Regions from separate parts of the Homo sapiens genome. Here all the other regions are linked to region 1. A link is a loop called in an ENCODE intact Hi-C map of the cell type or tissue named here. Cell type or tissue: mammary epithelial cell. All regions are shown on one strand. Region 1 overlaps GPR157 (G protein-coupled receptor 157). Region 2 overlaps ENO1 (enolase 1). Region 3 has its middle 39 kb from the start of SLC2A7.

Region 1 (8,000 bases):
GGACGTGGCGGGAGGGTGCCTATCCACTCAAGTCTGCCCTCGCTGTCCCCACACAGCACACGGCACTCTCTGAGTACCGGCCCATCCTCTCCCAGGAGCACCGCCTGCTGCGCCACTCCTCCATGGCGGACAAGAAGCTGGTGCTCATCCCGCTCATCTTCATCGGCCTCAGGGTCTGGAGCACCGTGCGGTTCGTGCTGACCCTCTGTGGCTCCCCGGCCGTGCAGACGCCGGTGCTGGTGGTTCTGCATGTAGGTCTGCCCTCCCTGGCCCTTGTCGTCCCTGCCCCCAGAGGAGGCACAGCCTGATTCCTTCCCGCAGCACAGTGGCTGCACCCCAGTGTCGGCCAAGGCACAGCTGCAGGGAGGAGCTCGGCCCCACTGTGCTGTGCCTTCCTCTCTGCCTGAGACAGGACCTTGAAGAGAGAAGGCAGAGTGGGATCAGTGTGGTCCGGGGTGGTGAGGTGCTCACCAGTGACCTAGGAGTAGCCCTAGGAGAGTTGACTGATCTTGGGTCCTTCCCAGCCAAGAAGACCTGGAGCCCTGCTGAAGGCCCATTGCCAAGGTCATCCCAGATCAGCCATGGCGGGGAGGATGGGGGGAGGTTCTGGGGTACACAGCACTTCCCAGCTACCCCATGTGTGTGCATGTATGCATGTGTGTATGCATGTGTGTGTGTGTGTGTGTGTGTGTGTGTGTGTGTTTCTCAGCCATTTCTCTTTTTTGGGGGGGGGTGCGGGGACAGAGTCTGGCTTTGTCACCCAGGTTGGAGTGCAGTGGTGGGATCTCGGCTCACTGCAACTTCCGCCTCCTGGGTTCAAGCGATTCTCCTGCCTCAGCCTCCGTGTCGCTGGGACTACAGGCGCCCACCACCATGCCCAGCTAATTTTTGTATTTTCAGTAGAGACAGGGTTTCACCTTGTTGGCCAGGCTGATCTTCAACTCCTGACCTCAAGTGATCCGCCCACCTCAGCCTCCCAAAGGGCTGGGATTACAGGTGTGAGCCACCGCACCCAGCCTAGCCGTTTCTCTTAATTGCAACAGCGCGTGTGTTTCTGAGACCAACTCCAGCCCCATGCTCACAGCTCCTTTTCTCCCGACAGGGTATCGGGAACACGTTTCAGGGAGGTGCCAACTGCATCATGTTCGTCCTCTGCACCCGCGCCGTCCGAACTCGGCTCTTCTCTCTCTGTTGCTGCTGCTGCTCTTCTCAGCCTCCCACCAAGAGCCCGGCTGGCACTCCCAAGGCTCCCGCGCCTTCCAAGCCAGGAGAATCTCAGGAATCCCAAGGGACCCCAGGGGAACTTCCAAGCACCTGAGCTTTTGTCCTTTCTAGTTCTGTGCATAGGTGCTGCCTTCCTGGGGGTAGGCACTTCTGTGAGTCCCTGCTGCAGGGGCAGAAGTGCATGTCTGCTGCACCAGAAGCCCCCGCTATTGATGCTCTCGGCTCCATTGGGAGAGCAGCTGCCAACTCAGCTTCTTCTACCTCCTAGATCCTCAGGCAGCAAGTTCCACCGGTACCAGCGTCCTGGCCCACGGGTGGGCGTTCATCTGCATAAGGGTAGCAGTGAGATTCGGGAAGCCGGTGGCCCACAGCTGTGGCCACAGTGCCCCCACCCAGTGGACCTTGATGTCCTGAGGACCACACAGCACTGTTTACAATCTGAGGGACCCACATCTGTGCACCTATCCTCTGTGTGATTAAATAAGCTGTCAGGGGCCCTCAGAGATGTGTCCCCATCCACACATCATGGAGCAGATTCCCGGCTGGTCAGGGTGTTAAGATTCTCTGGAGAACCCGGCTTTCCTTGGAGACTTTGCTCAACAGAGGAACCAGTTGCCATTCACCAGGTTGAAGGTTCCCCTGAGGTTGCATGGTGACCACCAGGGGCAAGCACAGCCCGGCGCAGCTGCTCAGGGACAGCAGTCTCCCCGGGCCTCCTGGCCTCTCCCTCCATGGGCTGCTAACCCTTGCCGTAGCTTGGGTTTGAGTGTCAAGCACAGGCCAGAATCCACACTCCTGTCCCCACCTGTCAATCACTTCAGACACAGGTTCCCTCCTTCCAATTCCAAAGCTGGAACAAGGGCAGGAAGAGGCGTCTCAGGGAACCCCCGAAGACCCCACTGTCTCTCCAGCTCCTTTCTTAGAATCCTCCTCTTCTTGGGGAGACCAAAGGGGATGAGTAGGGAGGGGTTCTGGCTTATTTACTTCTTAGTTTAGTTTTTTGTAAGTAAAGTGGCCGGAGAGATGAGTAATCCAAATACGATTCCTCAGGCCGGGCACAGTGGCTCACACCTGTAACCCTAGCACTTTGGGAGGCCAAGGCAGGCAGATCACCTGAGGTCAGGAGTTCAAGACCAGCCTGGCCAACATGGTGAAACCCTGTCTCTACTAAAAATACAAAAATTAGCCAGGCATGGTGATGCACGTCTGTAATCCCAGGTCTTTGGGAGGCTGAGGCAGGAGAATCTCTTGAACCTGGGAGGCGGAGGTTGCGGTGAGCCAAGACCACACCATTGCACTCCAGCCTGGGCAACAAGAGTGAAACTCGGTCTCAAACAAACAAATACGATTTCTTCCTAAAGGTGAAGGTTTTAAGCTTCAGAGTCAGTTTTTTTTTTTTTTTTTTTTTAAAAAAGGAGCCTCATTCTGTCGCCCGGAGCTGATGTGGTGGTGCGTGCCTGTAGTCCCTACTACTCAGGAGGCTGAGACGGGAGGATCCCTTGAGCCCAGGGATTTGAGGCTTCATTGAACTGGGATGGCACCACTGCCACTCCAGCCTGGGCAACAGCAGGACCCTGTCTCAAAAAAAGAAAAAAACAAAGGATTCAAAAGGATTCAGCTGTTTTGTATTCAGCTGAGGTAAGTGGCGGCATGGAGCATGGAGCGATTATTTACATTTAAAAGAAAAGAATTGAAAGTAAGCACCTGTATCTCTATTTTTATTCTGTGGGTCTTCCACAAACGCTTTCGTCTTATTTCAGAAAACAGCTTCTGTGTTCAGTCACAGGAGCCATCGGCAAAGAATGGAAGTGGAAATGCTACCTCCAGGGTCTTGGTGAGAGAAAGTACAGCTTTACCTGATAGGTGATTTCCCTTGGAATCCATCAGAACTCGACAAAGCATGATTTTCTGAGCCTAGTAAAATGGTTCTGAATCAAAACCGAAGTCACGCTGTGCTGCCGATCCCTGTTTGACTCTCAAAACCAAAATCTGTATCAGGAAAGGAATAATCATTTAGCAGACTGAGTCCAAAATGCTCATTTTTGGTTTCCTGTGAAAATGGATTTCTTTTTGTCGCTTTCTTTTTTTTTTTTTTTTTTTTTGAGATGGAGTCTCACTCTATTGCCCAGGCTGGAGTGCAGTGGTGCAATTTTGACTCACTGCAACCACCGCCTCCCAGGTTCAAGCGATTCTCCTGCTTCCCAATCCCAAGCTGCTGGGATTACAGGCATGCGCCACCATGCTCGGCTAATTTTTTGTATTTTCAGTAGAGACGGGTTTTCACCATGTTGGCCAGGCTGGTCTCGAACTCCTGACCTCAGGTGATCCACCCACCTCAGCCTCCCAAAATGCTTCGATTGCAGGCATGAGCCACTGTGCCTGTCCAAGAAAACAGATTTCTTGATGGAAATTAGTGAGACAGACATCCCCTTAGGATTGAAAGAGAGCTCTGGGCTGCTCCAGGGAAAGCCACTTGGCAGAAATAGCCTCTGTAAGTGAATTCTGGATTCCCCTGAAGACGTTACAGCAAATCTCTGGGTATGTCTCTGGTAAAGACCCTCACTTGAGCTTCTAGAAGGGAGCGAAAATTCAGGAATTTGCTTGCTGCAAAAGAGAACATGATTAACAGGTAAAAGAGAAAAGACAATATAGGCCACAGAGGAATAGTGTTAGGATCAACCCTGCTCAGCAGGGGCCTCTGGAGCCCTCCCTGCTGTACCCAAGCCAGAGCTGAGACATGGCTCCCCAGATGGACTGGCTGTGGTCAGGAAAGGCCTGTAGAGGGAGCTGAGGGCTCAGAAAATACCTGCTCCGGGTGCCTGGGCTCAAGTTCTCATTCCATTTCTTTGATGCCACTGGCCACTGTATCTGCTTTTGTAAAAACCTCCAAAAAGTTATACATCAGGTATCTCTAGTCAGCTTCCTCCGCTGCCCACCTCTTGCCACAGATGAGTGATCACTGTGAATGGTGGTGACCAGGTGGGCAGGGCAGGGGCTTGTCTAAGTGCCTTAGCCCAGGCCCCTGGCCCATCGACCTCGAAAACAGCAATATCGCCTCCTTCTTAGATCCAGTTACCAAGTCAGTCTAGCTGGGTGGGTAGTGCTCAGACAGAAAGGCTGGATGGGAAGGAAGTCACATCCTAAAAGTCCAGGAGGGGGCCAGGCGCAGTGGCTCACGCCTGTAATCCCAGCACTTTGGGAGACCAAGGTGGGCAGATCACCTGAGGTCAGGAGTTTGAGACCAGCCTGGCCAACATGGTGAAACCCTGTTTCTACTAAATATACAAAAAAAAAAAAAATAGTTGGATGTGGTTTCGTGTGCCTGTAGTGCCAGCTACTCAGGAGGCTGAGGCAGGAGAATTGCTTGAACCCAGAAGGCAGAGGTTGCAGTGAGCCGAGACTGCACCACTGCACTCCAGCCTGGGTGACAGAGCAAGACTCCATCTCAAAAAATAAAACAAGTCCAGGAGGGGCTGTTACTTCTTTTTAGTTTATTTATTTTTGTGAGGCAGGGTTTTGCTGTCTGGAGCATCATACCCAGTCTGGAGTGCAGTGATGCAATCATGGCTCACTGCAGCCTCCACCTCCCAGGCTCAAGCGATCCTCCCACCTCAGCTCCCTGAGAAGCTGGGACCACAGGCCTGGCTAAATTTTGACTTTTTGTAGAGACAAGGTTTTGCCATGTTGCCCAGTCAGATCTCAAGCGAGGGGCTGTTACATCTGATCAGGGCAAAAGGGGCTGTGCTCCTTGGACACTTTGCACAGCCCCAGTGGGCTTCTTTCTCCTCTGTTAGTGTGGTTAATGTTCATCTGCCTGCATCCCTGAGTCACCCAAGTGTAACCTCAGCCATAACACGTACTGCAGCCGGAACGGTGTCCGCAGCTCAGCGTCCCTCTCCCATGCACTTTCTGAACTTTGGTCTTTTAACCAGGTTTACCAGCCGCTTTCTGCCTCTTTGTGCTTTTGAGGGTTTTTTGGTTTGTTTGTTCTGTTTTGTTTTTAAATAAAGATGATTATTTGGCCCAGGCTGAGGGTGCAAACAGAACTCTTCACGTGTCCACGACAAGAAAAATAGTTTTTACAAACTTCTAGTTGTGGCATCAAAAGTGTGAGTTTTTGCACCTGCAAAATTGTAATGCAAGCCCTGACTGGGTGGAAGCTGAAGTCTTGCTGTTTTAAATTAAATAAATAAATTATTTTTCTCCTATGTGTTTGGTAAAGTGATTGCCTCCTGATGTGTTGTGCAGGGTGGGGAGGGGGCGGTTGCAGGACAGGTGGCTCGCATTGGCCTGTGTTGCTGTGGTTCCAGAGCCTACCATGAGGCTGAGACCTGGAGAAGACAGCTCTGCCCTTCTCTCTTGGCAAATTAGCTAAAGAGGCAGCCGCCCTGTTGGCATAGCCAGCTTCCCCTGAGTTGACCTAATAAAGATCATGGGGGTGGAGAGATAGGGAGAGGGTTTTAGAATACAGATTCCTGGGCTTTGTCCACAAAGTTGGTGCTTACCAGGGGAATGAAAGGCACTCCTATAGCAGGACCCTAGTGTAACCGCCCAGTGGGTTCACCTTGCCTGCTGCCTAGATAGAGCCGATGAGGGTCAACAGGTCCAAGTTCCAAGCACCCATGACTTGGGGCTGAACTTGATTAAGAGAGATGCTCCAGGGCTGAGCTGCTGACCCCTTCACCCTTCATGCATGGTTGTATCACACACAGGGTGACCCGCCGCAGCTGCATCTGCAGGCCTCCTGGTGGTCAGGGACTGCTGGGACACAGGGTCTCTTCTTGGAAGGGAGCAGCCTTCCAAACGCATCTACTGGAGCTGGCTGCCTTGCTGCGTGACTTGCAGATCTGCACTGGCCATGCAGCCCCACCTCCGGTCATAGTTTTCTTGAAACTGCTCCGCCTTGGGAATTTTGCTGCCAAAAGCTCCTAAACTTTCTTCCACTGTCTGGATTTTGTGCAGTTAAAACTGCATTGAGGAGAATGGCTTGAACCCGGGAGGCAGAGATCGAAGTGAGCCGAGATCACGTCACTGCACTCCAGCCTGGGTGACAGAGCAAGTCTCAAAAAACAAACAAAACAACAACACAAACTGCATTGAATAGCCCCTAGAAGTGGCATCTTGAATTTGGTTATTAAGGTACAACATACACAAACTTAAGTAATATTAAAATAGCAGGCCTGGTCCTGCTACTTCGACGCGACCACCCTGAGGTTTGTTAACTATTCTCTCCTGCCTTTGTCTTTGCATCTCTAAACTTGATGCTATGTGCTTACCTGGGAGAAAATGGAAGCATCCCCTTGAGGCCCTCTCCTGTGACCCTCCACTCATCAACTGCCATGCGCCTTTCCCTTTCCATCTGTCTCCCCTCAGTGACCTTTTTTCACCTCTTCCCTGACCTCTTCTCCGGAGTTCTCTTCGCCTTCCTCACCCCAGCAAATGCAGCATGCATTCAGAATCCAGGCTCCGTGTTCCACACTGCTCCACACCACTCCACACCGTTCCCTCTTGCCTGACCTCCTGCTTCTGCCTATATGCAGCTCACACCCCACAGGGTCACCTCCTTCTGCTCCCATAGACTTCTAAGCGGGTCTTTGGGATGCCACAGTCTCTGCAGAAACCATACGTTCCAGGGACCACTCTACCAGGCATTTTCCCCAGAGCCTGCCAGGCTCCTGGCACAGAGTCAGGCTGTATCCAAGGGTCAGCCCAGCATGCAGCTGAGGCTTAGGCCTTGCACATAGGAAAAGCTCCAGCAGGGGAAGCTTTGGGGGCAAGGTGGACCACTTTCTGAATGAAGCATGCGTGTCTAGTAACAATTACTCACCTGTGGGAGGAGAGTCCAGAATCCAGGCTCCACGAGGAAAAGGATTTGCCAGATGTGGTGGGGTCAGGACGTTGTCACTAGCTAATAGCTGGCGTTTCCTGAGTGCTTACCCTGTGCCAGGCCAGATATGAAGTTGCCCTTCTGCGGGCAGGATCCTGGAAACTGCACGGGTCACAGGCCCATGGAGTTGGCACTGCCTGTACACAGGACAAAGCTGGTGCTTACCAGGGAAGTGAAAGGCACTCCTATTGCAGGGCCCTAGTGTAACCGCCCAGTGGGTTCACCTTGCCCGCTGCCTAGACAGAGCCGATTTATCAAGACAGGGGAATTGCAACAGAGAAAGAGCGATTCACACAGAGCCAGCTGTGTGGGAGACCAGAGTTTTATTATTATTCCAATCGGTCTCCCAGAGCATTTGGGGATCGAGTTTTTAAAGATAATTTGGTGGGTGGGGAGGGGCCAGTGAGTCGGGAGTGCTGATTGGCTGGGTCAGAGATTAAATCATAGGGAGTTGAAGCTGTCCTCTTGTGCTGAGTCAGTTCCTGGGTGAGGGCCACAAGATGAGATGGGCCAGTTTATCGATTTGGTGCCAGCTGATCCATCAAGTGCAGGGCCTGCAAAATATCTCAGGCACTGACCTTAGGTTTTACAATAGTGATGTTATGCCTAGGAGCAATTTGGGGAGGGTCAGAATCTTGAATCCTCAGCTGCATGACTGCTAAACCATACTTTCTAATCTTTTGGCTAACAAGAAGGGGATCTACCTTGAGAAAAGGGCTGCTATCTTCTTTTTTCTAAACTATAAACTAAGTTCCTCCCCAGATTAGTTCAGCCCATGCCCAGGAATGAACAAGAACAGCTTGGAGGTCAGAAGGAAGATGGAGTTGGTTAGGTCAGATCTCTTTCACCGTCTCAGTCATAATTTTGCAGTGGCAGTTTCACTAGCAGG
Region 2 (8,000 bases), 240 kb after region 1:
TCAGAGAACACTAATCTTTCTCCCATCAAGGGAGGCTGAACCCAGTGTTTCAACTATGACAGGAGGGCTAAGAAGGTCCTGGGGGTGGAAGAGTTCAGGGGAGGGTGAGGGTTCTCCTCTGTGCTCTTGACAAAGCCCAGGCATGGAGGGCTTTAGCCATTAACAGCCCCTCCACTGCTTTCCTGCTGGCACCGAGGGGTAATGGCATTGGGGGTTATGGAACCAGAAAATGGGATCATGCCATCTGGGTTGTTCCTTGGCTTCCAGGTGCAAGCTGGCCCAGGCCAATGGTTGGGGCGTCATGGTGTCTCATCGTTCGGGGGAGACTGAAGATACCTTCATCGCTGACCTGGTTGTGGGGCTGTGCACTGGGCAGGTAAGAATGAGCGTCTCCTCCTTTCTTCTCTGACCTCAACTTCCTAGGAAGACCCAAAACCAGTGAGGCTCCATGTCTGTCCCCGTTTTGCTCATGTCCCCTGAGTCAGTGCTCTTGTTTCTGAGGCTGAACAGAATGGGGGCATGAGCGCCCTGCCTGTATGTTGTGGCCCCCACTTTCCTAGCATCAGATCCTCTAGAAATTCTCTCTCTGACACCACACCCTCTCCCTGCCAGAAATGCCTGCAAAGCTTGTCCGCTGTAAGCAAATGGCCTTTCTTTTCTCCTAGATCAAGACTGGTGCCCCTTGCCGATCTGAGCGCTTGGCCAAGTACAACCAGCTCCTCAGGTAAGGAGGGCTCCTGAGAACAAGGGGCCTGTGGTTCACTAGGTGGGGGCCTGCACTCAGTGTAGGCACTGCCCTCCCCCAGGAGCTCCTGGCTCTGGGAACATGTACAGGTGCAGGTGCACAGTGCAGACAGCCAGGCCCTGAGCAGGCTTAGGTCAGGACAGAGTTAGGCCTAGACTCCCCCTACCCACCCACTGCAGCGCCACCAGAGGCAGGAGCCTGTTCCACACAGTGCTGCCCTCTTCTGGTGAGAAAGAATGGGACCCCCTTTGACAGCTGATGCATGACTTTCTTAGAGCTTTCAGAGAGCTCCTTCATATGATCTGTTTCAGCGCATTTAACCCCTGTTTGTGGATGTGGAGCCAGGGCTGGGAGGGAGGAAGAAAAGGCCGAAGGGCACATGGCTGGGTTTCCACTTGTGAGCGCTGTGGGGCTGTTCTGGTCTCCCTTTCCTGTCTGTGTCCTTGGGAAGCCCCTGAACACCAGGAGACTTGTCCCCCCGCCCGCCACCCCGCTAAGTTCTCCCATATTACCCCTTCATTCAAACTGTATCCTGGAAATTTTCAAACATATACAAAAAAGCAGGTGAACAGTAGACGCAGGGCTTTTTTGTTGTTTTGTTTGTTTGAGACAGGGTCTTGCCATGTCACTCAGGCTGGAGTGCAGTGGGGCAGTCATAGCTCACTGCAGCCTCAAACTCCCATTCTTTTTTTGCTGGGGAATTTTATTTTTATTTTTTTGAGAGGGATCTCACTCTGTCGCCCAGGCTGGAGTGCAGTGGCTCAGTCTTGGCTCACTGCAACCTCTGCCTCCCAGATTCAAGCAATTCTCCTGTCTGAGCCTCCCGAGTAGCTGGGATTACAGGTGCCCACCACCATGCCTGGCTAATTGTTTTGTATTTTTAATAGAGACGGGGTTTCACCATATTGGTCAAGCTGACCTCGGGTGATCCTCCCACTGTGCCTGGCCCCAAAATGTGTTGGCCTTTTTTTTTTTTTTTTTTTTTAACATCAAGATCCAAACAGCTCACACATTTTGTCTTTTAATAAGGTCACTCTCCTTTTCTCCCCATGCCATTTATTTGTTGTCCCTTCAATATTTTTTAAAAAACAAAAGCATTAGAATTTTTATATTCCAAGAAATGGCAATGCTGACATTTTACTTTGCTCCTCTGCAACACTGACGGGGAGAGGAGAGGAAGAGAAGGGGCGGTGGGTGGAGGGCACCTAGCATGGTGAGTTGGGATGAGGAGAACTAAATACTTTTCTATATCTGGCTTCTCAGAGAAGCACAAGTTTAGAGGGTTTAAAGAAGGTGGACAAACTGGAGAGTTCTGTGTTCTCAACTTCCCAGGAGTGGGGCTGTGTCTTTGACCACATCTAGGATGGGAAAACTTAAAACTTGAGGTCTGACTTTTCTTTTTTCCTCCCCATCTCTTTACCTTTCTCCTTCCCAAGAATTGAAGAGGAGCTGGGCAGCAAGGCTAAGTTTGCCGGCAGGAACTTCAGAAACCCCTTGGCCAAGTAAGCTGTGGGCAGGCAAGCCCTTCGGTCACCTGTTGGCTACACAGACCCCTCCCCTCGTGTCAGCTCAGGCAGCTCGAGGCCCCCGACCAACACTTGCAGGGGTCCCTGCTAGTTAGCGCCCCACCGCCGTGGAGTTCGTACCGCTTCCTTAGAACTTCTACAGAAGCCAAGCTCCCTGGAGCCCTGTTGGCAGCTCTAGCTTTGCAGTCGTGTAATTGGCCCAAGTCATTGTTTTTCTCGCCTCACTTTCCACCAAGTGTCTAGAGTCATGTGAGCCTCGTGTCATCTCCGGGGTGGCCACAGGCTAGATCCCCGGTGGTTTTGTGCTCAAAATAAAAAGCCTCAGTGACCCATGAGAATACTCCGTGTGCCTGTGTATGTCTGGAACAATCTGGGTCTGTCCTTAGTGTTCAGGGGCCCCTGGCGAAAGGGTGTCGGCCTTTGAGAACCAAGGTTTGGTGTCGTAACAGAAAAGGATGAGGATCCATTGGGGTCATTTTCCTGGGTCCTTGGGAAGGGAACCAGAGGCAAAGGCAAGAGAAGAGACATACACGGTCCCTCCAGGATAGTGGGGTCAAAACAGAGTCTAAGCTGGAAGGCAGAGCGAGACTTTGTTTGGACACCTTGTTTGGAAGAAACTTCAAATGCAGGCCTATTTGTAGATAATCTTAAGGATGGTAGCTACTAGGTTACACAGCCATATTCAGACCAGAAGGACTTCAGGGTAAAGGTGACCATCCTGGGAAGAGATGTTCTCTTCCCAGGGTCTCTTCCTGGGGAAAGCAGGTGAAAGAAGGATTAAATGGGAGCTCTGGGCAGGAAGGCAGAAGGGCATCAAGAAGACCTCAGGACCCGATTTAAATGAATGAATTCCACTCCTCGGTTTCTCAAGCTTCAGGTTTCATGTGTCCGGTAGCTGCCATTTGTAGCTGCTGCCCACTGCATTGGATTAAGCAGATGGAAAACTTGAATGTTGCAGCAAGTACTGTTCTAGGGTAATGCTGAACACGGGGTGTGAAGAATACGTTTATTAAAAAGTGAGAGATGAAGCGAGTTGTAGTGGCTCATGCCTATAATCCCAGCACTTTGGGAGGCCAGGGCAGGCGGATCATCTGAGGTCAGAAGTTCAAGACCAGCCTGGCCAATATGGCAAAACCCCGCCTGTACTAAAAATACAAAAATGAGGCCGGGTGCGGTGGCTCATGCCTCTAATCCCAGCACTTTGGGAGGCTGAGGCTGGTGGATTACAAGGTCAGGAGTTTGAGACCAGCCTGGCCAATATGTTGAAACCCCATCTCTACTAAAAATACAAAAATTAGCCAGGCGTGGTGGCAGGCACCTGTAGTCCCAGCTACTCAGGAGGCTGAGGCAGGAGAATCACTTGAACCCAGGAGGCGGAGGTTGCAGTGAGCCAAGATTGCGCCACTGCACTCCAGCCTGGGTGACAGCGCAAGACTCCATCTCGAAAAAAAATAAAAAATTAGCTGGGCTTGGTGGCATGCGCCTGTAACCCCAGCTGCTCAGGAGGCTGAGGCATGAGAATCGTTTGAACCCAGGACGTGGAGGTTGCAGTGAGCCAAGATCACACCACTGCACTTCACCCTGGGCAAGAGTGAGACTCCGTCTCAAAAAAAATAAAGAGATGAGAAACTGTGGTTGCCATCTGCACCTTAAGAGGTCCCATATTCTATTACTTGATTTTTCTCCCTAAAAGAAGTATCTTGAGTTGCGCGTTCCAATGCACAGTCAGGGAGCTGGGGAGCCCTCTTGTGGACATTCTTGTTCATTGTTAATGTCAGGATTTAACCTGAGAAGCAGAACCAATAAGGAGAGGTAAAGTTAGCCAAGCATGTCGGCGTAGCTATGGTCCCAGCTACTCAGCAGGCTGAGGCCAGAGGATTGCTTGAGCCCCAGAGGTCAAGGCTGCCATAAGCCAAAATCGCACCACTGCACTCCAGTCTGGGTGACACAGTGAGAGCCTTTCTCAAAAGTAATAACTGGCCTCTGATTGTGGGGCCTGGATAAGCACGTCTGAAATTCACAGGGCTGCCAGTGGGAAGGGACAATGGCCAGCAGCAGGCTGGAACTCCAGGGGCTTGGGTGAAGCTGTCATTTCACAGGTGAAATTTCTGTCTTGAAACCTCGGTTTTTAAGACCACCTCACTAGCTGGGTGCAGTGGCTTGCACCTGTAATCTCAGCACTTTAGGAAGCTGAGGTGGGTGGATCACCTGAGGTCAGGAGTTTGTGACCAGCCTGGCCCAGATGGCGAAACCCAGTCTCTACTAAAAATACCAAAAAATTAGCCGGGAGTGGTGGCGTGTGCCTGTGGTCATAGCTACTCAGGAGGCTGAGACAGGAGAATTGCTTGAACCCAGGAGGTGAAGGTTGCAGTGAGCTGAGATCACGCCACTGCACTCCAGCCTGGGTGATGGAGGAAGACTCTCAAAAAACAAAAAAACACCTCGCTTATGGAGTTGGGCAGATCTAGAGTAATTAGGATAATTCCTTAACGTCTACTTATTAGTAGCTTTAATTACCGCTGCAAAATAGCTTCACAGTAATACCTAGATTAGTATTTGATTGAATAACTGGGGAATCGTCAAGTTGATATATCAAAGCCATCATGGTTCCCCCCTTGTCAGCTCTACACCCATATGCATTTCCTTAAACTATACTTAATCTCCAGATAATGACAGTAACAAAGTCATTCTCCTGCCTAACTTAATGCAATCATCCCACATAAAACCCCAGATACTAACCCTTTCCAGGTTCTCATGACCAGTGTCTGAGAACTGATCCTGGAGGGAAGTAAATCATGGAACTTGGGTCTGACAGTTACTGGCATGTTCTACATCTTGTTTGTCTCAACTCGAAGGCAGCAAGTTAGCATGAGTATTTTTCAGTTTGGTTTAATGTCAACATTTCCTGACTGTGAGGTGAACCTCATTTATCACTCTTGAGGTTAGATGGCAAACACAGGTAGATAGGATCCCTTCCAGTCCACACCACCCTGAAAGGAAGCTGCTGGGCTGGGGTTGGAGCCATTTCCATTGCAGGCTGGACTGAGCGGTTTACCACATTGACCCTGGAGACACAGAGGCCCCAAATAAGGAAAGCCAACTGTGACTAAACTTCCTGACCCAGCAGAAACAAAGCACATTCCTGACATTGACTGGCAGATGTGAGCCCAGCAGAAGTGCAGACCTCTGGGTCCTTTCCTGGGGAGCCTGTCTGAAGCAGGACAGGCAACATGAATAAGTTTCGAGAAAGCCATCCTCAGTGAAACATTTAAGATAGGTCTGGGGTTAGCCTGGGCTGAAAAAAAACTATATATATGGTTTGGTTTGGTTTTTTCTGAGACAGCATCTCACTCTGTCATCCAGGCTGGAGTGCAGTGGCATGATCTTGGCTCACTGCAACCTCCACCTCCTGGATTCAAGTGATTCCCGTGCCTCAGCCTCCAGAGTAGCTGGGATTACTGGCATGTACCACCGCTCCCAGCTAATTTTTGTAATTTTAGTAGAGACAGGGTTTCACCATGTTGGCCAGGCTGGTCTTGAACTCCCGACCTCAGGTGACCTGCCCTCCTTGGTCTCCCAAAGTGCTGGGATTACATGCGTGAGCCACTGCACCCAGCTGAAAAAAAAAAATAGTAAAAAATTAGCTGGGCATGGTGACATGGTCCCTGTAGTCCCAGCTACTCAGGAGGCTGCGGTGGAGAGATCACTTGAGCCCAGGAGTTGTGAGCTGTGATCACTGCAGCCTGAGCAGCAAACCGAGACTCTGTCTTCAAAAAAAAAGGTAAGTTGAAAGTTTAAAGCAATGATTCCGAAACTTGGCCACATTAGAATCACCTGGGAGGCTTCTGAAGCTTCTATATCAGGACTCACCCCAGGTCAATTAATTCAGAACCTCAGGGTGGAACCCAAAGCTTCAGTATTTTTTAAAGCTGACTCCAGTGTGCAGCCAGACTTGAGAACCGCTGGTGTAACAAGTAAATGGATTTCATAGGTGGTGATAACCAGGCAGGGCTGGAACGCCAAGCTTTCAAGGACACAGTGGGAGGCAGCCAGGCTTTCCCTGAAAAGCACAAAGTCCTGGTAATTTTCATTTTAGTGAATGCAGCCGAGGCAGGAAGGTGGCCTCTGAATGCCACCAACACAGTCCACGGGGCTGTGCTAGGAGCCTGCTTCTTAGCAATGTGTTCCATACTAGGGCCTGTAGATGCAGCCACACTAGCTGTCCCCTAAGCAGCAGGTTCCCAGCACCTGCTCCCCGATAGCAGCCGCAGTGCAGGCAGCAGTGTCGGAGAACACAGAGCCAGGCTGTGTGACTCTGGATTCTGGCTTTTCCCCCAACAACTGTGTGTCAGTTCCTCCATCCATAAAAGGGGGCTAATAACACAATAGTACAACCACTCAAGGGTGAGCACACATAGTACTATAAACGATCACACCAACTCGGGCTCCCACGCGGAATAAAATGATTCAGCTGGACAATCAGGTGCCGATACACTTAGGTAAGAAGAGGTGCAGGACATAGGGAAAGGGGAGGAAGGTGTTTAGGCCTGTAATCCCAGCACTTTGGGAGGCTGAGGTGGGTGGATCACTTGAGGCCAGGAATTCCAGACCAGCCTGGCCAACATGGCGAAACCCCGTCTTTACTAAAAATATAAAAATTAGATGGGCGTGGTGGTGTGCACCTGTAATCCCAGCTACTTAGGAGGCTGAGGCACGAGAATTACTCGAACCTGGGAAGTGGAGGTTGCAGTGAGCCGAGATTGTGCCACTGCACTCCAGCCCGGGCGATACAGTGAGACCCTTACTCAAAAAAAAAAATGTAAATTGATTCTAGGTCCCAACACTTCTCCTTGGGCTTCTGTGAGTTTCCCATTCCCAATTCCCTTTTCTATTTAGCTAACTTTATTGAGGTATCATTGACATTCAATAACAGATGTCCATTTGGAGCGTATGGTGTGTGTATTAGTCTGTTTTCATACTGCTATAAAGAACTGCCCAAGACTGGGTAACTTATAAAGGAAAGAAGTTTAATTGACTCACAGTTGAGCATGGCTGGGGAGGCCTCAGGAAACTTATAATCATGACAGAAGGCAAAGGGCACAGGCACCTTCTTCACATGGCGGCAGGAAGGAGAAGTGCCAAGCAAAGAGGGAAGAGCCTCTTATAAAACTGTCAGATCTCGCTGGGCGCGGTGGCTCACGCCTGTAATTCCAGCACTTTGGGAGGCCAAGGCGGGCAGATCACCTGAGATCAGGAATTCAAGACCAGCCTGACCAACATGGTGAAACCCCATCTCTACTAAAAATACAAAAAGTTAGCCAGGCGTGGTGGCACAGGCGCCTCTAATCCCAGCTACTCGGGTGGCTGAGGCAGGAGAATTGCTTTAACCAGGGAGGCGGAGGTTGCTGTGAGCCGAGATCGTGCCATTGCACTCCAGCCTGGGTGACACAGCAAGACTCCATCTCAAAAACAATAATAACAAATAAAAATAAAATTAAAACCGTCAGATCTCATGAGAACTCACTCTCACAAGAACAGCATGGGGGAAACCGGCTCCATGATTCAATTACCTCTATCTGGTCTCTCCCTTGACGTGTGGGGATTATGGGAATTATGGGGATTACAATTCAAGATGAGATTTGGGTGTGGACACAAAGCCTAACCGTATCAGTGTGACATATTTTAACAAATACACCTGGGTAACGGGAATATTTCCAGCACTTCCAAAA
Region 3 (8,000 bases), 110 kb after region 1:
TGGACTGAGAACTGGGGAGGACGAAGAGCAGCCGCTGTGTCTCACAGAGATCTGGGAGAAAAGGGTGTCCCAGGTTAGGATTTGGGTGTTCTTGGCATCCTCAGCGCCATTGAAATGCCAATTTGATCAAATCTCCACATCCCAAAGGTGCTACTTCTGCTCTTTCAACCTGTCTTTAATGCTCTTAGCCTTGGGTTCTGCATTAATGTTTATGTTGGCTGGACACAGGGGCTCACGCCTGTAATCCCAGCACCTTGGGAGGCCGAAGCGAGTGGATCACTTGAGGTCAGGAGTTCAAGGCCAGCATGGCCAACATGGTGAAACCCCTTCTCTACTAAAAATACAAAAATTAGCCAGACATGGTAGCGTGCACCTGTAGTTCCAGCTACTCGGGAGGCTGAGCAGGAGAATTGGTTGAACCCAGGAGGTGGAGGTTGCAGTGAGCTGAGATCGTGCCACTGCACTCTAGCCTGGGCGACAGTTGCATTTGCATTAACCTCTCTGTTGTCTTATCTTTTTTATTTTTGCTTTGTATTGTTGTAGTAGTTGTTTTGGAGACTGGGTCTCACTCTGCCACCCAGGCTGGAGTGGAGTGGTGCAGTCATGACTCACTGCAGCCTCCAACTCCTATGCTCAAGCCATCCTCCTGCCTCAGCCTCCTGAGTAGCTGGGATTACAGGCACACACTACCATTTTTTGTAGAGACAGGGTCTCACTATGTTGCCCAGGCTGGTCTTAAACTACTGGCCTCAACAGATCCTCCTGCCTCAGCCTCCTAAAGTGCTGGGATTACAGGCATGAGCCACCACACCCAGCTTGTCTTATGTTTTAGCTATGTCTTAGTTTTTTATTCTTTGATCCCATCTGAGAATATTTGCCCTTGAATAGCAGAGTTTAATCCATTCTTATGTCTTACAATTGATGTTTGTTCTTCTGCATCTTATTGTATGCTTTGTTTCTTATATGTTCTTGCTATTTTTGAATTTTTCTTTTCTTTTGCTATATTGATTAACTTTGCTTAATTTTTATATCCATGATTTGAGGTTTTACATTCTATTTTTATTTTATTAATAGTGCCTACAGGCTGGGCATCGTGGCTTACGCCTGTCATCCCAACACTTTGGGAGGCTGAGGCAGGAGGATCAACTTGAGGTCAGGAGTTCGAGACCAGCCTGGGTAACATGGTGAAACCCTGTCTCTACAAAAAATACAAAAATTAGCTGGGCATGGTGCCTGGGCTGTGCCTGTAGTCCCGGCTACTCTGGAGGCTGAAGTGATTGAGCCTGGGAGGCGGAGGTTGCAATGAGCCAAGATCGTGCCATTGTACCCCAGCCTGGGTGACAGAGCCAAACTCTGTCTCAAAAAAAAAAGAAAAAAAAAAATTGCCTACAGAGCCCTGGAGACCCTTGCTGGTACTTAGAAATCCCCAGTATGGCTCCCTCTTCCTGTGATGGGGGGCCCACACGTTGACCATTGCACTCAGGCTCCCAGAGGTCGCAGAGCCAGTCCTGCCTCTCCCCAGGGAGCCCAGAGGTCCCAGAGCCAGCCCTTCCTCTCCCCAGGGAGCACACAGTCCCTGAGCTGGCTGACCTTGACATCCCATGTCATTGCCTACATGGAGGGACACTCCTCTGTGTCCCTCCTCCGCCCCCACCAACCTCCCGGGGACAGCTGGGCTGATTCCCCAGCAAATCCACAGCTCCCAGCAGTTCTCAGATGCAGCCACACAGCCCACTGGGCTCTGCAAACACTTAGTTTCACATGGAAGTCCCGGCCTACCCCAGATGAAACAGTGACTCAACCAACAGCCTCAGGCCTCCCTCAGTCAGCTGCCTCTAATACTCCTTTCCTCCTTATCAAATCCACCATCTGAAACCCAAAAGAAAGGCATCACAATGAAACTACTTGCTATCTGTTGTTTAATTCACACTGATTTAATTAAGTGATAATGCTTCATCAATTAACTTTCCCTGTAGTGTTTTTATTTTCAAAGAGAAGCTTATAAGCCAAAAAGGATTTTTCCTGTTTTTTGGAGACAGAGTCTTGTTCTGTCACCCAGGCTGGAGTGTAGTGGTGTGATAGCTTACTGCAACCTCAGCCTCCAAGGTGAAAGTGATTCTCCTGCCTCGGCCTCCTGAGTAGCTGGGATTATAGGCACCTGCCACCACGCCCAGCTAATTTTTGTATTTTAGTAGAGACAGGGTTTCACCATGTTGGCCAGGCTGGTCTCAAACTCCTGAGCTCAGGCGATCCACCTGCCTTGGCCTCCCAAGGATTACAGGTGTGAGCCACCGTGCCCGACCATCTGGATCTTTGCCTCTAAGACGTACACAAGCAGGCGTCTCTCAGGGCCCCTCTCAAAGAGAGGTCAATGCATGAGCAGCACCCCTGAGCCCGGTGCGTCCGGGGCCTCTGTCAGCCTCCACCCACAGGAGCTCATTATGCTGTCAGGGTAGGGTGGGAAGCTCTGACACAGAGACTGTGGGGGCATTCGCCCCATGTTTGGAAGATGCTGGGGTCCTGACACCCTCAAACTCAGCCCTGGGTCCTGCCTTGGTGGAGCTGAGACTGCTTGGAGCCACCTGGAAAATGCACCCCGCCCTCCACCTCTTGCTGACGTGTCCCATAGGCCAGCTCCAGGGGTCCAAGGGCTCGATGAGAGCACAGGAATTGGAGCTGGGTCCCAGCATCCCACTGAGAGGCTGTGTCAGGGTATACTGTCTTGTCCCAGCGTCATTGTCAGGACGTGGAGATAGCAAAGCCTGTCCCTGAGGCTCCAACAAAATCAAAGGCGTGCTGTCTTAGTTGGGAACGGTGTATTTGTGAAGAGCAGAAATGCAACCGAGGCCTGCAGGGAATTTCTGTGTAAGTCAAGGGCAGGAAGTACAGCCCGGTCCGGCGGTTGTCAGCAGGTCATCGTTCACCACCCCCGCCACGCTGACCCCCCTCGGAAGCCCAGAGGTCCTCCTCTGCTTCTCTCCAGCCCTGCATCCTTCTCCCTGGACAGCGGCTTTCCTGCGAAGGGCTTAGCACCTGCTCCCCAGCATACACTTGTGTGAGTTTTAGGGTGACCAGGTGCCAATCGTGGTCCCCTCTGCACGGCCTTGGCATTCAGATATCACTTACTGAGGCCTGAGAGGGGGCACCTGAGTGACTGCTGGCCCACCGTCCCTTCAGCTGTGGGTGGGGTGGGGGACCCCCATTATTCAGGTGTGAGGGTGCTTGGAAATTCCTTAAGCAGTGCATAGAGGAAACAGGGACCAACATCCCCATGTCCAGAGCCCCCCACATCCCACTGGAACAGTGCAGGGACACGCAATCTGCCCTTTGTCCTTGATATGCTATTAACTTACCTGGAGACCTCTATAGATCTTCTGTACCTCAGTTTACCAATATTAAAAATGGGAGGGGGTGGACTGGATGATTTCTGAGGTCTCCTGGGCACAGCCCCTGCTGTCCTCACAGACGCCACTGGAGGGCAGCACCTCCTCTGTCGGGGCTGCTGGTTCTGCTTGACCCCTCCAATCTGTTCAAGAACCTTCCTTGCTTTAGGTTTTGGGGGTTTTTTTGTTTTTGTTTACAAAATGACACCAACACAGAAGGTCTTTCAGAGAATTTCTGGCACTGGTGAGAGGAACACCCACGGCCAGCACCATGTAACAGCTAACGGGCTGTGTCTAAGGAAGGATGTTTTGTTTCTCAAAACTTGTACTGAGCAACATGAATTTACAGGAACCAATATTAGAACATCAAGATCCCAGGCCCCACTAGGGTCTTCCCAGCTTCTGCCCCTCGGGAGCAGTTGCTCAGTGACTTCCTTCCCACTGACAACGTGGTTTTGTGGCTGTTTAAAGAACACGATTCTTTCTGCTGTCCCTGGGAGAGGATGCCCCGTTGTGGCTGGGGGCCCACGCGTGCTCTCCAGCTTCTAGGAGGTTTGTAGAAAACAAAATTGGCCTCAACAATGTAGTTTATAAAGTGAATGTTAGCCCAAAAGTAATAGCACTGGAAGGCCTTTTATTTCTTCTTGGATTTTTTTTTTAGTTTTAGTTTTGTTGTTGTTGTTGTTTGTTTGTTTGTTTTTTGAGTCAGAGTCTCGCTCTGTCACCCAGGCTGGAGTACAGTGGGGCGATCTCAGCTCACTGCAGCCTCCACCTCCCGGGTTCAAGCAATTCTCCTGCCTCAGCCTCCCATGTAGCTGGGATTAGAGGCACGCGCTACCACGCCCAGCTGATTCTTGTATTTTTAGTGGAGATGGGGCTTCACCGTGTTGGCCAGTCTGGTCTCAAACTCCTGACCTAACGTTATCCGCCCACCTCAGCCTCCCAAAGTGCTGTGGTTACAGGGGTGAGCCACCATGCCCAGCTCCTTAGTTTTAGTTTTTAAACAAAATTCAGGTCCAGGCATGGTGGCTCATGCCTATAATCCCAGCACTTTGGGAGGCCGAGGTGGGAGGAATCCTTGAGCCCAGGAGTTCCAGACCAGCTTGGGCAACATAGCAAGATCCTGTCTTTACGAAAAATACAAAAATTAGCCAAGCGTGGTGTTGTGCACCTGTGGTCCCAGCTGCTCGGGAGGCTGAGGCAGGGGGATTGCTTGAGCACAGGAGGTCGGGGCGGCAGTGAGCTGTGATCACACCACTGCACCCCAGCGAGGGAGGCAGAGTGAGATCCTACCTCAAAAAAAAAAAAAAAAACAGCCCTTCGCTCACTTCCTGTTGCTCCACCTGCCCTGGCCTCCCGACCTCTCTCCGATCCTGTTTGAACCTCTGCATCTGGGAGATACCTGCTCGTCCCCCTTGACTCACCCTTTTTGCTGCCCAAGGTGGGACCCACCCCCAGCAGGCACACCTGGAGGGACTCACATGGCAGCAACAGGGACCACCTGCCTCCCGCCCAACCCTGACCTGCAGGAGGGGTGTCTGCCACAGTAGGGCCTCAGGAAACTCTTTGTTTGTTTGTCTGTGGCAGGGTCTTGCTCTGTTGCCCAGGCTGGAGTGCAGTGGTGCAATCTCAGCTCACTGCAACCTCTGCCTCCAGGGCTCAAGCGATTCTCCCACCCCAGCCTCCGGAGTAGCTGGGACCACAGGTGTGCAGCACCATGCCCAGCTAATTGTTTATTTTTTGTAGAGACAGGGTCTTGCTATGTTGCCCAGGCTGGTCTCAAACTCCTGGGCTCAAGCGGTCCTACTGCCTCGGCCTCCCAAAGTGCTGGGATTACGAGCGTGAGCCACCATGCCCAGCCCCAGGAAATTCTCATTGCATGATTCAGTCCAACCAGCAGCTTCCTGGCTCCTATTTGCCTTTCCAGAAAGCAGACTCTCCCAGGCTGAGCGCCAAGCCTGCCATTCCTCCGTGAGAACCACAGTGAGTGCCAATGAACACCCTGTAAACTGTCACTGTTGGAACAATTGTGCTTCCAGGTCTGCGAGAAGCGCAGGGAAAATGACAGCTTGCTCACTGCTCCCAAAGTGCTGGGATTGCTCAGGGCTGAAGGTGCTTCAGAAACCCACGCTTTTTGTCCTCAAAGTTTTTTTGTAGGTTCTGAAAGTAATGATTTTTCTGGATCCATTAGTCATATGGGAGTATTGCCTGGGTCCCCCTCCTTCATCGCAAAGGGAAGAGTCATAGAATGATGGAAAGATGACTGGCTTAGAGTCTGAGACCTGAGTTCAAATCCTGGCTCTGTTGCTAATGAAAGCTGGGCCCCAGTTTCTCTACCTGTACCTTGGCAATCAGAGTTCCCCGCTCATGGTGTTGCTGAGAGACTCAAGACAGGCTGAGATCCATGGGAATTTTCAGGAATGTTTATTTAAATTTATTTTTATGTTCATTATTGTAAAGACAAGGTCTTGTTATGTTGCCCAAGGTGGTCTTGAACTCCTGGGCTCAAGCAGTCCTCCTGTCATGGCCTCCTAAAGTGCTAGGATTACAGGCATGAGCCACCATGCCCAAGAACTTTCAGGATCTTTTGAAGGACAACATAAATGTGAATGACCCTGGTAAATAAAACATCCCAAGAGCTAGCTCGGTGCTGAGCCCAGTTCCGGCCTGCTTCATCCCAGACACCCCAGCCTTGCTTTCTGCATTTGCAGCTGCACTCCTGCCTCAGACCAGAATCTCCCGGTGGCCCTAGGTGGCTGCAGGGAGCACGTGGCTCCTCCAGCCCAGGAATCCAGTGGAGGAGATTTCTGGAGACCACCATGATTCCACCCAGAGGGCAGCCCTTCCCTCCTACAGGACATATTCTTTCTAGAGCCACTGTGCAGCCGCTTCCATAGGCGAGCCCTCCCTGAATAGGAGCACAGTGGGAGCAGTTGGCTGAGCTCTGGGCTCACAGCTCAGGGCACAAGGGCAAAGAAGCCATCCTCTCAAGCTCATTGTCATCCCTGGGGTAAAACAGAAGATGGCCTGGTGGCCTTTGTGAGGTGAGTAAAGAAGCACAACAAGGAGGAGGAGAGATCCATGCCCCATGTTCAGTGCAGAGAACGGCATGTGCAAAGGCCCTGTGGCCGGAACACATTTGGTGTCTCTGAGGAACGCTGCAACCAGAGCTCGGTGAGAAAAGGGAGGGCAGAGACAGATGATGCCCAGAAAGCGGCCAGGGCCAGGGAGGCAGACCACAGCTAGGGCTTCGGAATTCCTTCAAGGTGTAATGGGGGCCAAGTGTGGTGGCTCACGCCTCTAATCCCAGCACTTTGGGAGGCCGAGGCAGGTGGATCACCTGAGGTCAGGAGTTCGAGACCAGCCTGGCCAACGTGGTGAAACCCCGTCTCTACTAAAAATACAAAAATTAGCCAGGCGTGGTGGTGCATGCCTGGAATCCCAGCTACTCGGGAGGCTGACACACAAGAATTGCTTGAACCTGGGAGGTGGAAGTTGCAATGGGCCAAGATCACGCCACTGCACTCCAGCCTGGGCAACAGAGTGAGACTGTCTCAGAAAAAAAAAAAAAGAGAGATTATAGCACACTTTTTAATACTACCTATAACATTGAATAAAAGATTAATTTTTTAAAAAAGTGTCATGAGAAACACCGGAAGTTTTGAAGTAGGAAAATGATGTAATCAGATTTTTATTTTAAAGGGATAAATAGTAATAAAGGTAATAAAGAGTAATAAATACCCATGTATCACCACCCACCTTCTGCAGTAAGTCGTTAAAGACTGAGTTCTCTTCCATCCCTCCTCATAATTGATATCACCACTACACTTAATTTCATGTCTTTCTTTTCTTGCTTGCTTGCTTTCTCTCTTTCTTTCTCCTTCCTTCCTTTTCTTTCTCTTTTTTCTTTCTTTTCTTCCTTCCTTTCTTTTTCTTTCTTTCTCCTTCCTTCCTTCTCTCTCCCCCCTCCCTCCCTCTCTTTCTTTCTTTTTCTTTCTTTCTCCTTCCTTCCTTCTTTCTCTCTCTCTCTCTCCCTCCCCCTCCCTCTCTTTCTTTCTTTTTTGGAGACTGGGTCTCACTATGTAGCCCAGGCAGAAGTGTGATCTCGGCTCACTGCAGCCTCAACCTTCCAGGCTCAAGTGATTCTCCTACCTCAGTCTCCCAAGTAGCTGGGACTACAGGTGCCTGCCACCACAGCCAGCTAATTTTTGTATTTTTGGTACAGAGTCTCACCAAGTTGCCCAGGCTGGTCTTGAACTCCCGGGCTGAAGTGATCCTCCCACCTTGGCCTCCCAAAGTGCTGGGATTACAGGCGTGAGCCACTTGCCCCTGCTCGGTGTTTTTCTTATTAATTACCTTTACTATGTGTTGTGTCTCCTTGACATTATACAGTCATGTGTCAGTAAACAATAGGGATATGTGCCAAGAAACGTGTCATGAGTCATTGTGTGAACACCGTAGGGTGTACTTGCACAGACCCACATGGCATAGCCTACCCACACTAGGCTCTGTGGTGTGGCCACACTGTGGAGCAGTGTAACTGCTCCTGGGTTACAAAGCTTCACAGCATGTTACTCTACTGAAGGCTGTAAGCAGCTGTAACACAATGCTAAGTAT

What was found. Hi-C counts contacts between places; a loop is a spot of excess contacts. Peaks named below come from ENCODE experiments on the same cell type or tissue, not always from the same donor. Only the 100,000 strongest peaks of a DNase experiment are listed, where the experiment ranks them.
Region 2: a loop joins it to region 1, with 9 times the contacts of the local background. A loop is called at or near these places in 3 of 110 quality-filtered maps.
Region 3: a loop joins it to region 1, with 8 times the contacts of the local background. A loop is called at or near these places in 3 of 110 quality-filtered maps.

The regions. Positions count from the first base shown.
Region 1 is chr1:9,097,737-9,105,736 of GRCh38, reverse strand. GPR157 (G protein-coupled receptor 157) reads left to right here. Exons shown (of 4, transcript NM_024980.5): 3 at 57-251; 4 at 1,103-5,432. The coding sequence ends at 1,318. Among named protein-coding and RNA genes, the nearest start is that of GPR157, 27 kb to the left of the region's middle. RefSeq lists an enhancer at 662-1,638. In mammary epithelial cell, a CTCF peak has its summit at 3,983 (motif pointing right); no DNase peak of the experiment used is centred here.
Region 2 is chr1:8,855,611-8,863,610 of GRCh38, reverse strand. ENO1 (enolase 1) reads left to right here. Exons shown (of 12, transcript NM_001428.5): 10 at 268-376; 11 at 666-724; 12 at 2,182-2,611. The coding sequence ends at 2,251. Among named protein-coding and RNA genes, the nearest start is that of MIR6728, 7.0 kb to the left of the region's middle. RefSeq lists an enhancer at 787-1,081. In mammary epithelial cell, CTCF peaks have their summits at 974 (motif pointing left) and 4,014 (motif pointing left); a DNase peak (open chromatin) is centred at 5,250.
Region 3 is chr1:8,983,701-8,991,700 of GRCh38, reverse strand. No RefSeq gene overlaps it. Among named protein-coding and RNA genes, the nearest start is that of SLC2A7, 39 kb to the left of the region's middle. RefSeq lists enhancers at 2,744-3,244, 5,050-5,551. In mammary epithelial cell, a CTCF peak has its summit at 3,473 (motif pointing right); DNase peaks (open chromatin) are centred at 5,330 and 7,810; H3K27ac peaks cover 730 bases.